Linked DNA regions of Homo sapiens: region 2 is linked to region 1. A link is a loop called in an ENCODE intact Hi-C map of the cell type or tissue named here. Cell type or tissue: heart left ventricle. All regions are shown on one strand. Links, peaks and the distances in the headings refer to the core of each region. The heading gives the core; the rest is flanking DNA.

Region 1 (7,627 bases), core at 2,107-4,606:
TATGCCCTCAGTAAACATTTGAATGATATAAATATCACCCACAGAAAACAGAAGAAACAGGAGAGTGAAATTTAGTCTTCACTGTCAATAAATATTTAACAAATGTCTACTAAGTTAGATTTTAGGGATAGGGTGGTAAAAAAAATCTTTCTTGGAACTTATAGTCTATTTGGGGAGAAAGTTAAAAACAAATAACAAAACATAAACAAAATAATGACAATTGGTAATAAGTGTCCTGGAAGAAACAAACAAGGTGCTAAAGAAGAGCTGAAATCCTGAGATTTCTAAAGGAAATTTCAGCTTAGAAAAGACAAAATCAAGCCTGAATGCATCCAAAGGGAGAGCTCGGTAGGAATTAGATCCTTTACAAGGTTCCTTGCTGAGTGCTCCCATCTTTGCTTTATTCCTCTACTCTTAGGCTCACAGTTCTTGTAGAGTACATCCATTCTCCAGTACATCATCTCCTTTTTGTAAACCCCTATCCTCTCTTCGGAATCAAGTTCCCTCCCTGATTCCCCAAGCCTGAATTACCTAGTCTTATAATAATGCCTTTGGGGTTTCTGTAGGACACACCAGCATAGGAGCAAGCCACATGCCGACCCCTTTAGATCTCCATATCAGTGTGGGTCATACTAATGCTTCTTAACTTTCCAGAGGCTTAATGGATGTCTGTTGGATGGTTCTCTCCCCTCCTCCCTCTCTCTTTCACACACACGTATACACACACACACACATTCATTTTCACATATACCAATGGTAAATATTAATTCTTAGATTTTAAACCCAAATAAAGAAACATCCTTCTCAAATGCCTATAATTTGCAAGTTTGTCTCGCTCTCTCTCCATGGAGTCAATTCTTACCATTGCTACTGAGCCTCTTCTGTGTCCCCAGTATGTGCTTCACGCTGGGGACACAGAAACAAAGACCAAAAGTCCCACTTTCACACACTGATTGCCCAGTGAGAGTCTTATCCACCTCAAAAATATCTTTTGCATCTCTAGTCTTTTCTCTCCATCTCCACTCCATTGAGTTTTCACTGCTTTCCTGGTACAGTTTTCTCTGGCTGCCTTGAGCTTGTGGCTGTCTCAGTTTTTCTAGCACTTGTTACAATAGACCTTATGTTATTATTAATGTCTGTTTCTCCACTAGACTATAAGGTCTTTGAGGGGTGGGATCCAGGTTTGCTTCCCTGTACCGAATACTATGCTTCTCAGATAATAGATGCTCAATACATTTTTTTGAGTAAACATCTCTTAAGCCCAGAAAAGACTCTCCAAGTGACATTGAGTGACTTTCCAAATTCCCATTAAATATTAGAGGTAGGTATGAGCCACTTCTTTCGCTGTTGGGGAAACCGAAGTTCTAAGAAGAGAATTTGCATTTTTACAGTCTTTTTCCTTTCAAAGCTCTTTTGTGTGTAAAAGAAATTTTGTACAGTAAAGAATGATCTCTATGTAAATGACTATCATTTATTATGCTATCCCTGGGGAAGAGTCATGAAATAACTTGTTTTGAATAACCCCACTTCACAGATGCAGACGCTGAGAGAAACAGAGCATTAGTGTTTGACCTAGGGCCAACCAATCACTCAAGGTTCAGCCACTCAGGAGTCAGTTCTTTATATGCAAGCACTGTAAGAACTTGGTGAGTTATCTTTACATTGATGATGGTTTTCTCCAGGCTTCCCACCTATGGCTAAAAGAGTACAAGGGGAGGAGTCAAAGCACCTGGGTTTGAAGCTTGACTCCACTACAACTAGGTCTGGGTTAGCTCTAAGTCCCAAAGTCATGATACTTGCTATGTCAGCTTCTTGGATCAAGTGAACTAATACATGCCTAAATCCTACAGTCTGTTTGAGCTGTGTGTGTGGTACCATTTCCATTTTTTTCTCTAGGCCTTATAGATCACTTATGGCAAATACTGTGTCTTCTTCTGGCTTTGCAACACCAAATTTGAATGGTTAATTTACTGCAAGACATTGTATGAGTTCTAAATCCATATTAAACTAATAAAGATATATAAATAAGTAATGCTAAAATAAATCCAAGACCAAAAAAAAAAAGAAAAACCAAAGAGCAAAAGTGATTCATCTATTTCAAATCTCCTAACAGTAGAAAAAGAATCCCAGCATTTTGGTAGGCTCCTTTTTAAAAAAAATTACTCCAAACGTAAGATAAATATGGAGGTCTAAACACACAGCTAAAGAAATCCATTATAACAACTCAAATTCATTTGCACCAAAAATAACAAAAACTTTTGGCTTTCAGTTATATAGATCTATGTCTGGTTACTCATTCCTTAAAACAGGATCTGTAAATCAAGTTGCTGACATTTGAGTGGTGGCTGGAGTCCATTTTCAATTTCATTTCACTTCATGTAATTACGCTCAATTATGGTTTAATAAATTGATAATATCAAATTAATGCTTTCTTTGAGGTTTGAAAAATCCCAGACACCACAATGTTTAAGAAAAATTCCTTTAACCTACTGCATCATGTCTCATCCAGTCGCTGATACAGAGTCCTGCCCTAACTTGGAAACTCTGCTCCACAACTATCTGCAGAGGAGACAGCACTGAGAGGAAGCATTTAAGCCGAATACATCCAAGTAGATGTGGATAAAAACCCAAGGAACTTTTCCTAAAAGTAAGGCACTCATCCAGCTTTCCTGTTTGCTAACATCATCATGCAAAACCCCGTGAGTTTTCAAAGGTTATGGACCAGCCACTGCTTCTTTGTGAGGCGGGGAGACCTGCACCACGGCCACATCATCAAATTCAATGGCATGTCCCAAGGCAACGCCTGTCCTTTCAGGCTGAAAGCTTCATTTGTCTTCAGTTCTGCCGAGACCCCAGAGACAGAGCTGCTTTGACAGCCTCCCACTCTCTGAGGGGTCACCTGTCGCCTTGCCCAGGTCAAGGGAGGTCAGCTTCTCAATGGGAATTTTTTAAAAAAGGAGGCAGGCACGGGTCTGTCCATAAAAGGACCTCTTTGAGGTTGGTGGAAAAAAAAATGCAATGCATTTTGTGTTCCCAGTTAGACCTTCTGGAACGAGGCCGCCTGAGAACAGGCCTGTGAACAGTTCCTACTGGAGGACGGCCAACAGAGGCCACCCAGACGTTTTTCACAGGACCTCTAGCTGCCTCTGCTAACCCAGAGGCAGACGAAATTGGAGTCAGGGCGGCCACCTCCTGCCCCCGTCTCCCCACCCCCACCCCTGGGTGGCTGCTGAGCAGCACAGGAGTTTACTGAACCAGCTGCCTCCTGACAGGATAAAGCAATTTAGGGTCAAGGACAGGAAACCAGATTTGCACAGGCAAGCACAGTGAAAAGCTGCCATTCGCTGATGACCATATGGAGCCTTCACTCTTCTTTTCCTCCCTTCTCTTCCACACACGACCTCCCACACAACAACCCTTTCACTCAATATACCTGCTGGAAGAGAGTTCAGTCACATTTTGACACAAGTAGCAGGCCCATATGCAGTTCCTGTGAACATTTCTTCTGTCCCTTTTCCTCCTTTCCTTTCCTCTGGAGGCCTCGGGCATATCCAGTGGGTACCGTGCGCTGGGCTTGTGCAACGTGGAAAGGCAGGGGCAAGGGCAGCTGTGGGCAGTGCTCAGCTGTGGGAAGGAACCTTGTGAGGAGCCGCCTCCTCTTTTCTAGCAGAGAGAAAAGAGCTGCCTGTTCTCTAGCCTTCCTCCCCAGGAATCAAAGAGCCTCCCCACACAGGGCACCCACCTCTGAACAGCCAGCCCGCCTGACAGCTCACCTCAACTAAGTGTGCCTTCCCTCTCCTTCCTCCCGCCCCACTCCTCCACCCACTGTGACAAACCTGAATGTGCTCTTGAATTTTATGCTTCGTTCTTTGGGCTTATGCTTTGCTTCAATCTCCATAAGACAAAAATGTTAATTTGCTTTTTACCAAAGCCAGTTCAGATATCCCCTTCTGTGTGAAGCCTCTGGATGCGTTCAGATATTCCCTCCTCTTACAATCTATATGTAAAACTACTACTGATTTGTAATGAAGTCCTTTAGCTACCGCCGGGGAAGTGTGGATTTTAAGGCTCATCTCCAAGCACCGCAGCATGGATGCTTCATCACTGCTTCTAAACTGATGCCCCTTATGACTAAACCCAGGCATTTTGGGGGATGGCTGGCGGACACTGAACCTAACAATCCCATGTGTTAGAGCTCATAATTTTGGCTTCATTTGAGCAGTACCCTAACAAGCCCTTTAGCTGACCAGCCCCAGCTCTTAGTTACCAACAGGCAGCACAGTCTAAGATGAACTGACTCATTATCATCTGGGAGTGCAGATTCCGGACCATGGCATCTAAAGACAAACCTATACAAGAAAATTCAGGAGGGAAACAAAAGAACTCCAGCATCATCCCCTTACATGGCTTTTTGTAGCACCAAGCCTTTATTAAATTCAGTGTGTGTTCTTGTGGAATCTGCACATGTCCTTATTGTCGCTTCTTTAAGCCTGAAGCAGTCTTGCCTCTCTCAGCTGTCTTGTTCATCAGAGGCTGATGGCTGCCGGTTACTGTTTAGTTGCTGGTAGGATGCTATTTGAAGGAACCACATCTGAGGATGCTCATGCTGCTAAAGTATCTTTTTAGTTGAATAATGCAAGACAGCACATTTGGGGAGGTAGAAGCACACAGTGGCAGTTCAGAAGGAAGACAAAGAGGAAACAGACCGCTGACTTTGGTGGGAACCGGGGTGGTATGTGGTGTCCCTCACATAGAGACACAGATCCTAGCAAATTACCACAATGCCAAACAGAGGGCCATGACAGACATAATGGAACCACGTCCCTCCTTTGTCCAACAATTAAGAGAAAAGTTACAGTATTTGCTTTTGCTGTTTTCAGCCAAGAGCATTAAAAGTATGTTTAGTTTCCCCCTTAAGATGCATTCTAAACATTTCTCAGGTGAAGAGTATGGAGGATATATGCTACCATGGAGCTGCAGCCACTGTCTCAAGCTGTTCATGTTTCCTTTTGGGACTTGTTTCCCATCACACTCCTACTTGCTAATTCCTCCAACTTGTCTTAGGCCACTGGGAAGTCTCTGAGTTGCTCACCTATTGTTTCTCCTTTTAAATTCCAATTCATTCTCAGCAAGCTCATCACCTGTACAGCAGGGCTCCATGAAGCTCTTCAGAGCTTGCTGATTCTGCTTCTGGGGGGTTGCTAAAGGAATAGATTATAGCTCTCCCACTTTGCTGTCCCTGGTCATTCATTTGGTCATATGCAGCTCCATGACATCACCAAGTGAGCGCATCACATGCCTGGTTTGTGCAAATTCCCTTACCAATTGCTTGTCATTGTTTTGATGGAAAAATAAGAAAAAATAAGGGTAAGGGCACACCTCAACTTTTCTGTACTGCAAAGGTCACAGGTATTTTACAAAAACACACTGCAGACACCAAGTACTTCTTAGACTATTGAATAAGTTGTAAGAAACTCCTGAGCTTTTTTCCTAAGCCCCTCTCTGCTCTTCTCACTGAGATACCTCAGTTCTGAACTTGAGATCAGGCTGGAGATTAGGAAGCTTCAAAGGCTATTTATACGAAACACATACAACATACTTAGGTTCTGATGTAGAAGACAATACTCTTTCAAACTTATAAGTAAAACTCCACAAAAAAAAAACTTTTTAATGAATGCAAGGATACTAATCTCTTATAATAATGAGAAATCATCTTTGGAAAACTTTAAGTTATGGCTTTGGCAAATAAAGCATATATATATACACACACATACATATACATATATTAGACCTATAATGTCCCCCTGGCAATCCACAGGAAGTACAGTATGCATGAACAGATGAATGGATACAGAGATCCTCTCAAATGATTAAGATGGAAATGTATAATATATTTCTCAAAACAAAGCTTTGTGAAAAAAAAAAAAAAAAAAAAACTCTGGGATGGCCTTCTCGATTCCCAAAAGGCTCAAGATGACTTTGGGACATAGTAAAACCTAAAAGAAAGGAAACCAAATAAAATCTGCAGGATCATTACATGGTAGGAAGTCATTTTAAAACTGGGAATTTAAGAGCTATGACCTCTGGCCATCCCAGATTCCATCCTTTGTCCTCGATACCCCGAGTCTTGTCCCATGTAACAGTCTCTGAGGAGCCTTGGTGACACTAATTCATTTATGTATCCAATTTATTCAAGAAGTGTTTGCTTGGGCATTCATTATTTCAGTACATGGTGTTAAGTACTGTTGGATTTACAAAGAGTAATATTCATAGGGAAGATTCACCGAGTGACTACTAATCCCTATAGTAAGTGCTTTATATGCATTTCTTACTTTATTCCTCACAATCCCACACTATGAAGTAGGTATGATGGTTATTATTAGATTATTTCAACTTATAGGTGAGAAAAGTGAGACTTGGATTGGCCAACTTACCAAGGACATAAATCTATTAAGGGGTTTTCTGGAATACAAGTCCAGATAATCTGACTCCAGATCTCATGTTTTAACCACTACTCAACCCTAAGCCAGGACATAACCAGCCCTGAGGTACTTATACTTTAGTGGAGGAGGGAAAGCACATCAACTTGTAGAGATACTACAAGGCAGTGTGCTGTAGAACAGGAGCTTAGGAGCTTGAATGTTTCCTGGAACTGGGCTATATAAGGGTGAAATCACCCATGGCTGAGGTAACCATAGGTAGCTTGAGAGGGAGACAGAATTTGAGCTATACCTTGAAGGGTAGGTAGGATTTTATAATTGTATCATTATCTCAATTCAAACCTGAATAAAACAAAACAATTTGTAATTGTCCTACTCTTTCTCATGCCCTAGTCATGGAATCATTTTTTTAGCTCAATACTACCTTATATGAAGTCTTTTCCAAAGCATTTGAAAAGACTACTGAATTTATTTCCTCTTCTGTTCCTACAACTGCCAAATTGATTCAAAGCCTCATGTCTTCATCCTTTCTGTGCTGCTATAACACAATACATAAAGAATACATAACAGAATTAATAAAGAAAATAAATTTTCTCACAGTCCTGGAGGCTGGGAAGTCCGAGACTGAGGGGCTGGCATCTGGTGAGGGCCTTACTGCAGTGTTCTTACAAATTAGAAACATTATAGTAAGGGATATAGGAATTCCCTGTCCCTGTCGACTTGAAGGAATTAAAGCATTTTATCAACAGAAAAGTGGAAACATTTTCATTTTAGATAGTTAATTTCTGCTTTTCAATCACATTTTATTTGACTTTTGGACAACTGACATGCTGAAGCCAAGAATCATTTCAGCACTCTGGTTCCATGAGTTTGGAGGTAGAAGTTTGGGAATACATTTTTAAAGAATGTACTGTGTATAAATGCTGATCTAGCACATGATAATCATTCTCCATTATCAAGTAAATACCATCACTTTTTATTAATATTCTTTTGGTTGAATTAACACTAAACATTTCTACAGTGAAATTAGTATTCTATTAAGTCAGGAGGGTGAAAAAATAATTGCAGAAGAAGTGAAAATAAAGCAACATGACATTTGCTGTGAAATTGTCACCAAGGAGTTTCCATAAAGAAATAATAGATAAAATGCAAACGTGGAAAAGGCAAATAAATGTTCTATAGCAGTG
Region 2 (7,627 bases), core at 2,433-4,932, 300 kb after region 1:
TTTCCTCTCTGACTTGAACTACTGTCTTCTGACAGATATTACCCTAGTCCTTCATATACTAACAAGTCATGTTAATTATAAAACCGTTCATTATTTTCTGCCTTTTACATCTATAGACAGACAGACAAGTATATACCCACATACATCATTTATATTTGTCTTCTATTTTCTATTCATATTTTGTCTTCTATTTTCAGGCTTTATTAATGTTCCCATTACAACTGTTATTCTAGCAAAATCCTGCTAGCCAGCCTTGACAAGTAAATCCTGCAGCGCTGTGAGTTTTGATACATGATTCAATAATGACCTAGGATTCTCAGATTAAAAGTGCTGTGGAAATGTACAGTGTCCCTTTCTTCCATATTCAAGGCACAGTACACTGCCCTTCTCCACTGTGCAGTTGAGCATGGTTGTTCTCTGCTAAGCAGCATGACATTTGGTTTCCAAAGAGATTGTGTTGCCCTAATGAATACTGCAATTCCTCAAGAAACTATTCGTTTCTTTGAAGTATTCATGTCCCAGAAATGTAAGGAGCTACTATTCAAAACCAAAATCGGTCTCTAAAAATTTTCAGTCCAATATTCTCAATATACTAATATATTATTAAATTATTTTGAAGGCTAAATCCAGAAAAATGTAGTCAAATTCTTCTCTAGTAGAATCAATCCAGTCCCGTCTAGGGAAAAAAACTGCTATGTTTCTGTTTCTTGTAAAGTATATATTTCAATAAGTTTGTAAAATATGGAGGTCTAAAAATAGCCTGTATTTTTTTCCACAGTAAATCTAAAATTAGCAATTCCTTATTTCCAGTCTATGAAGGTTTTTTCCCCAGAAAGTCACCTGCCAATTTTAAAATAATCAGATAAGGGCAAAAATGTGCACACATCTAATAAAAATATTTCAATAAAAGTGTTGAGAAAATATAGCTGTTATTTGTAGTCTAGTGGAAAAGACATTTAGCCTTAAATATTTCCACAGCATTTGATATTTCAGAAACCTGTAGAGCCTCTTCTTTTCTTTCACTTTTATCAAATAATGCCAAACAAGCAGATCCAGGAATCTTTAATTTTTTCTTCTGACACTGAAAGAAGAAACTTTCTTACAGAGAATCCATATTTTTGGAACTCTGTGAGACAGTGGTTTTATTAATGTCAATTAATCTTGACAGCTTAGTAGATGGTTTATACAGCTATTAGAAGATATACTATTGTCTTCATTTATGCATAATGTAAATGCTATTATTCATGTTATAATTAACAGAGACACATGAGAATTTTAGACAAAATAATTATTTTAAATAATTAAATTATTTGAAGTCCATGAACAAGGCAAGCATGAAGTTCTTTTAGAATTCAGTGACTGGGTAATAACTTTCTTTTTTGAAAAACAGTGTGCTTTCTCTTTTCTCATTATGAAAGTTAGAAAACTCACTGTGCTTCTCTTCTGACTTGGCCACCAGGAAGTTCCATGTTGAACTAGGTCTTATTCACAGTTAAGTATTCCTTCCCATTTGAAGGCATATTCTCTTCATCTTTTCATAGCTTTTTAATGCACGGTTGCTTACTTCTATTTTATTATTCCAATGAGTGTAAATTCTACATATACAAGTAAAGAAGCAGAGAGTTCATTAATTTTAACAAGAAATTAATCTGAAACCATTTATTGTACCCCTACTGTGTGCTGGGCATTTTTCTAGGGGATGGGAATGTAGTTTATTAAAAGAATATTTTCATAAGAGAAGTGAATATGTTTCATTGTATCCTTAAGAGAGGGGGGAAATCTGCCAATCAAACCAACTTCAAGAAAATGGAAATTTAAAAGAACTTCCTTAAAGGCAAAGCCTGCCAACATCAATTTAACTCCCACAAAAAGTTAAGCTAATACACTGAGTGTTCTCACTGTTGCTTACTGGCACACGGAAAACTGGTTACTTGCTATACACCCCTCTTCTCAAGGGTCCTGCAATAAAACTAGTCTTTATCCTGAGGCATGCTAAGCACTAACAACACCATAAAATAAAAGCTTTTAAATAAATTGCCCCTCAACAACAGTTTTAAAGATCAGTTTAAACATTCTAACTTTCGAGAGAGAGCTTTGGGTCATAGATTTCCTACCTTGAAGCTTCTGCTGTAACAAGTAAGTCGCAATTACTGGGGCAAGCCAAGAAATACAATGCATTTTGTGTGGCTGACTGGGCAAGAAAAATTAACTAGTAAAGCAGCTCCCTTTCAGGGATGACTTCAAGGTTGGTGGGCCTAAATTTGCACTTGCTTTCAGCTTTGTTTTGCTTTACTGGCTTGCAAATATGTGTCACACAGTGACCCTAGGTTGGCCTGCCTGCTGCCAGCCTGATGTTGGAAAAGGTATTGAAATGTACAAGGATCTTGCCCTTGGCCTCCACTCCTAGGGCGCAGCATTCTCACACATTTTAAGGCGTTACCAGCTCACAAAAGCCTTGTAGTCAGGGAAGGCAGCCCAACAAGGCTGCCCACAGATACACACGTGTTTGTCACCTGCCCCAGCAATTGCAAATAGAATAGCTCTTCTCAAGGCAACCTGTTTGTCCTCCCTTTGAAAGAGAAGGCTGTGTAAATAATTATATTTCAGATGTGGCAAAATATTGGAATTTTCAATTTGGACTATGCTCTTAGGCATCTCAGACTAACACAAAGTTTTCTAATTAACAGAGATGCCCTTATTTCACTGAGAAACCAAGCTAAAACTTTTAAATGGTGTCACATCTTGGTGACTTTCTAAGCCCATCAAATACCTGAGTGGCCAACGTTTTTTACGTAGCTGCGAGCAGCATCTCAAAGGATTTAGAGAAGCAACAAATAACAAAGTGTGACAGTCGATCTTGGAAAACCAGAGGGCTCTAATGAAGCAAAAAGTAGATGAAGAGGCATAAAAAAAATCCAGGTTCGTTCCAAAAAAGTTTTACAATTATAGCAAAGCAATCATTTCATCGGTTTGTGCAACAAAATTCAAAATCTGCGGGGCGAGATAATACTTGGCCAACATCGCCAAATTTATCAATACGGGTGTAAAAACTGTAACTTTTTATTAAATGGGTGTGAAAAGAGTCGGGGAGGAGGAACAGGACCACTAAATCTGGTATTTCCAGATCTCTGCATTCAACATCTCACTCCCACGCCATTAAGTTAAATAACATTTAGCACAAAACACAGGCTAGACCACCAATTTCGGGAGGGCGTCTGAGTCTTCCCTTCTCCATTCCCTTTAGATCGGCCGTCCTGGCCTTTCTTTCCTAACGGCATCTCCTTTCTAATAAAGTCCCTCGTATCTTTTGGTGTAATTAACTCATGGTACAAATCCTTCAAAAAGAAAGGAAAGAACTGCGGTTTGCTCTACGCGCGGACATCTTTTCTTCCTAAGCCTTCCCTTTCGCTGAAAAGGTTGTCGCAGAAGGGCGGGGAGGCTTGAAATCCCGCCGTTCCCTCATTCTTTCTCTTTTCTTTCTCTCCACATAACGCCTCCCCTACACCTCCCCACCTCCAATCCACTACCGTATTTAAGTCGGCGGGGGCGCTTTAAAGGGTTTCCTGTGTCTGTTTCTGTCTCTCTGACCCGAAACGCACTTTCGGTTATAGACAGACAAGGCGCTCAACCAAGGGACAGGCAAATGGAATAAACAGCTGAGGAGAATAAACGACCTAATGGGGAAATCTCGTGCTGCCTAATTGCTATTGTGTTTTGCAGATAAATAAGCATATTATTTTGATAGCGTTCAAAACCCTGAGCTCTCTTGCCCTATGCATTCTTAACAGACTTCTATGGCGCTTACTATATACCAGGCGCTGTTTTAAATGCTTTTAAAATACCACCTTCTTTGCTTAAAAAATATTTTTAACAGATTTAAAATTCCGTGTGTGCTTTCGAACTTCCCTGCTATACTCTTCTTTATACATAGTACAGCAGTTGTCTTCAAAGACAAATTGAAAAAAAACTTTAACCAGTTGCTACTTAATTGCCAGCAAATCGTTTCCCTCTGCAATTTTTCGCAATCATAATTAAATACACTAGTATAGTGGCAAAGAACTGTTAGATTTTTTTTTTTCAGTGATGATCTCAGGTTTTGCCTCAGGCGTTTGGACGCGCCCGCTAATTGCCCGTGTGGCAAACATGAGTTGCACCTGCAGGCATTTGAATTCAGAAAAACGTGCAGCCCTCACGGAAAGTTGTGACGGTCGAGCTTGAGCCTGGCGGGCCGCGGAGCGTTCACCTGCGGCCGGGAGGTACTGGCCCAGGGCGCTCGGGGCGGGAGGTGGCAGGCGACCGGCGCGCGTCAGGCTCGTCACCCGCTGGATTGCGGGGCCGGAGCGGGGACGGGGTCTGGGTCCTGGCCCGCCCTCGTGCAGCCGATCGGAGGCCCCGAACCCCGCGCCGACCCAGCCATCCGCCCTGAGGCCGACAGGGGAGCTGGGGTTCACCGACCCCCGCGGCCCCGCCGTCGGGCGCGGACCCCATCCAGCCCCACCTGGCCCCGCCGAGTGTGTGCTTTGCCTGGGGTTAAGTTTCAGAAGCCAAGATGGAACGATTCGGGTTTCTATTCACAAGGTTATTGAAGGCATGGCGGTGGGGACCGCGCAAAAGAGATGAGAGTGTGGGGGGAAAGGGGTTTCTGTTCTAATAAGGGCTTAGCACGCTGGCCGCAGGTCCTCCGCGCCGACCGGGCTCCTTCCCGCTCTCCCCCGGGCCAAACCCCGCCAGGGTCCCGTCTTTCCCAGTCGCGTCCTTTCCTCTTCTCCCCGCCCCGCGCCGGGCTTGTGTGGACAGAGAACGGAGTGTCAAAGGGACGCCCTGGGCCGATCCCCAGGAAGCTATGAATCCCTCCGTGACGGAGGGGTCTGGGGATCGATAGACGGCCCTTTCTCAGAGGCTCTCTCCACTACTGACCAAGCGGCCCTGCCAACGTGTGGTTTCCGGCTGGACCCCAACCCAGCCGCCGCCAGTCTCCCGGCGCCCCTGGCTGGGTCTCGCTCAGTCCCTGCCCTCGCAGACGCACAGCGGGGTGGCCAGTTCAAAAGTCCTACATAACTTGGAGAGAACCAGCAGCTAGAAAACCTGTTTTAAACACACAGCTTGAGTTTTATACAACCCACGTTGTCCAAGGCACGAACTGTTGGACACGAATTCATACTTTAGAAACCAAATCTAATTTCCAAGCGCCAATCTTCACCTCCCGGACTCTAACTCTGCGGCTGCGAGTGCATACACCAGGGGGACTGGAGGAGACTGGAGGCAATTATCTGGATAATCCAAGCCCGAAAAACTCGAACTTGAAAATATACGATTATGTCCTGAAATGCCCGCGTCATTGATCTAGTCTTTCCTACCATCAGAGCTGACACAGCTCCAGTCCACGGGCTTCTCCGCGGGGTCTAGGATCCACAGTCCCTGGGGGCTGAAGACCCAATGGAAGTAACTGATGGATCGCAAATTGGAAATCGTAACGTGGCCGACAGACCTGATCAGGAAAACTCGCGTCCTTATATGAAACAGCCCCGAGGCCGCGAAAGTAGCCTCAGGAGTTGTCAGATTCAAAAGCAATTTTGATTTAAGGTTTTCAAAAGCCCCAGAGGGCAAATGTGACCACTCGGGTCAGCCAGTCAGCAGTTTGGATCCAGACAGGGGACCACCGAGTGGGGCGGCCGAGGAGCCGCGGCGCCTCCCGACGTCACACGCGCCTGCTCGCACTTAGCCACGCGCTTGGGGTTATTCTTTACACTCAGGACTGAAACTTCGCCCGCGAGACCGCGGGGCGCGGAGGAGGGCCGAAACCCAAGGTCCAGGTCCAGGGCCCGCCCCCGCGCGCCCGCGTTGGCGCCCGCGCGCTCCCTCCGCAGGGGTTAGCAAGATTGCGCTCATTCTCGCCCCGGCTGCTCCCCACCCGCTCGCTGCTCTGGGGTACCAGGTCCGCGGCCGCGTTCCCACGCCTCGGCTGGAGCCTTGCGGCGGGCATTGGCGAGCGCGGCCCCGCCCCCTGGCCCAGCCAATCGCGAGCCACGCCGACCAGCGAGGGGGAGGTGCCGGGCGGAAGGCCTGGGCCGGTGCGCGGGGGCGGGTGAGGTGGCCCCACCCGCTCGAGGGGGGGGCGTGGCCGGCGCCGGCTCTTGCGGCCGAGCAGAGTTGCGGCGTGGGAAAGAGCCGCTAGGAGCAGACCGCGCCGCCGCCGGAGCCGCGCCTGCCCAGGCCCGGGGAGGGAGGAGGCGGGCGTCAGGGTGCTGCGCCCCGCTCGGCGTCCGAGCTTCCGGCCGGGCTGTGCCCCGCGCGGTCTTCGCCGGGATGAAGCGCCCCTGCGAGGAGACGACCTCCGAGAGCGACATGGACGAGACCATCGACGTGGGGAGCGAGAACAATTACTCGGGGTGAGCGCGGGCTCCGCGGGAGCGGCCCGCAGCTCGGGAGCTTGGGGTAGCTTTGTGAATGCGTGGCTCCCTGGAAATCCCGAGGCTGGTCTCCGCAGCATCTAGGTAGAGAGGGAAAGTTTGGCCTGAGAAAGTTTGAGTGGTGGGCGCTCGCAGAGCGTGAGTTGGGATGGGGCAAGGGATGTGGATTTTCACCGTAGGGGTGGAGTAGCCAGGATGGGAGACGCCACTGAAAGGCAGAGCGCAGGAGTTGGCGAGGGAGGGTCCTGGCTGTCACAGTTGGACGCGCGAACGGCAGCGTCTGGGCGACAGGCGATGTCCCAGCCACTGAAACCGTATTTGGGGGCACTTTCAAAATAGATCAGGAGAAAATAAAAACAATTTGATTTTTGATTTTTAGAGATACCAAAATCACAACTTGATTTTTGGAGGAATTAAAGCAACCTGCGATGTCAAGGCTACGTAGGTTGAACTTTGCAGGTTGACCGTGTGTGACTTGGCTAACGCAAGAGTGAGTGACAGATGTAAGCATCGGAAAGGGCATCATTTCTTTGACTGCTTGTTCTCAAGTCTGGAAGAGATCGGCGTCGTAATCACAGAAGCCAGACCTCCACTTTCCTGTGACAGAGGGAGATTACCGAGGCATTTTAGAGCCAAGGCGGGTCAAATGATAATTGCTTCTAATTGGCATCCCCAGAAGCACCTTAATTATTTATCTGCAGCTGTCACTCAAAGAGGGAAATTCTTCCTACCTTTGGAAAACTGGTTTTCTTTCATATTGTTATTCTAATACATACAAAGCAAAGCACAAAATCTGCAAGAGCAAAGATATTTACACGAAAGCAAAGGTTTAAGTATCTGATCATTAAAGTGTTGTTGTGCCGTCTTTAAAAATGAGGTCTGAAAAACAGAAGCTATCACGTGAAAGGTGAAACCCGTAAAGAAGGGGTGAAAATGAGGGGGACAGGTAATTCAGAAATAAGATCCAGAAGTGAGAAGGTGAGGTAATAGCAACCTGGTGTGTGCAGCATTTCTAAAATGAAAGAGAACAAATAACAGGAACCTGGGGAATTTGAGAACACAAAGAAGCATAGTATCCATGAATTATGAAGAGAAACAGATACAAACTAGAAAGGATTGTAAAAATTATGTGACCAAATAATACTTTGATTGAACCTTCAATATAAAAATATATTTTCATTAGTAAATCCAAGGTGCATTGCAGCTTCTGGAGATTT

What was found. Hi-C counts contacts between places; a loop is a spot of excess contacts. Peaks named below come from ENCODE experiments on the same cell type or tissue, not always from the same donor. Only the 100,000 strongest peaks of a DNase experiment are listed, where the experiment ranks them.
Region 2: it touches region 1 in a loop (2.4-fold over the local background); 7 of 110 quality-filtered maps call a loop at or near these places.

What each region holds. Positions count from the first base shown.
Region 1 is chr6:125,441,589-125,449,215 of GRCh38, forward strand. LOC102723341 (a long non-coding RNA gene) reads right to left here and starts at 3,591. Exons shown (of 4, transcript NR_187740.1): 1 at 3,434-3,591. RefSeq lists enhancers at 3,097-3,610, 3,611-4,122. In heart left ventricle, for the core only: no CTCF peak of the experiment used is centred there; a DNase peak (open chromatin) is centred at 3,113; H3K27ac peaks cover 2,064 bases.
Region 2 is chr6:125,743,471-125,751,097 of GRCh38, forward strand. It overlaps HEY2-AS1 (HEY2 antisense RNA 1), which reads right to left and starts at 5,955. Exons shown (of 5, transcript NR_183491.1): 1 at 5,489-5,955. HEY2 (hes related family bHLH transcription factor with YRPW motif 2) reads left to right here and starts at 6,162. Exons shown (of 5, transcript NM_012259.3): 1 at 6,162-6,389. The coding sequence starts at 6,307. RefSeq lists an enhancer at 1,879-2,546 and silencers at 4,317-4,496, 5,671-6,380. In heart left ventricle, for the core only: a CTCF peak has its summit at 3,546; DNase peaks (open chromatin) are centred at 3,531, 4,371 and 4,751; H3K4me3 peaks cover 2,500 bases; H3K27ac peaks cover 2,500 bases.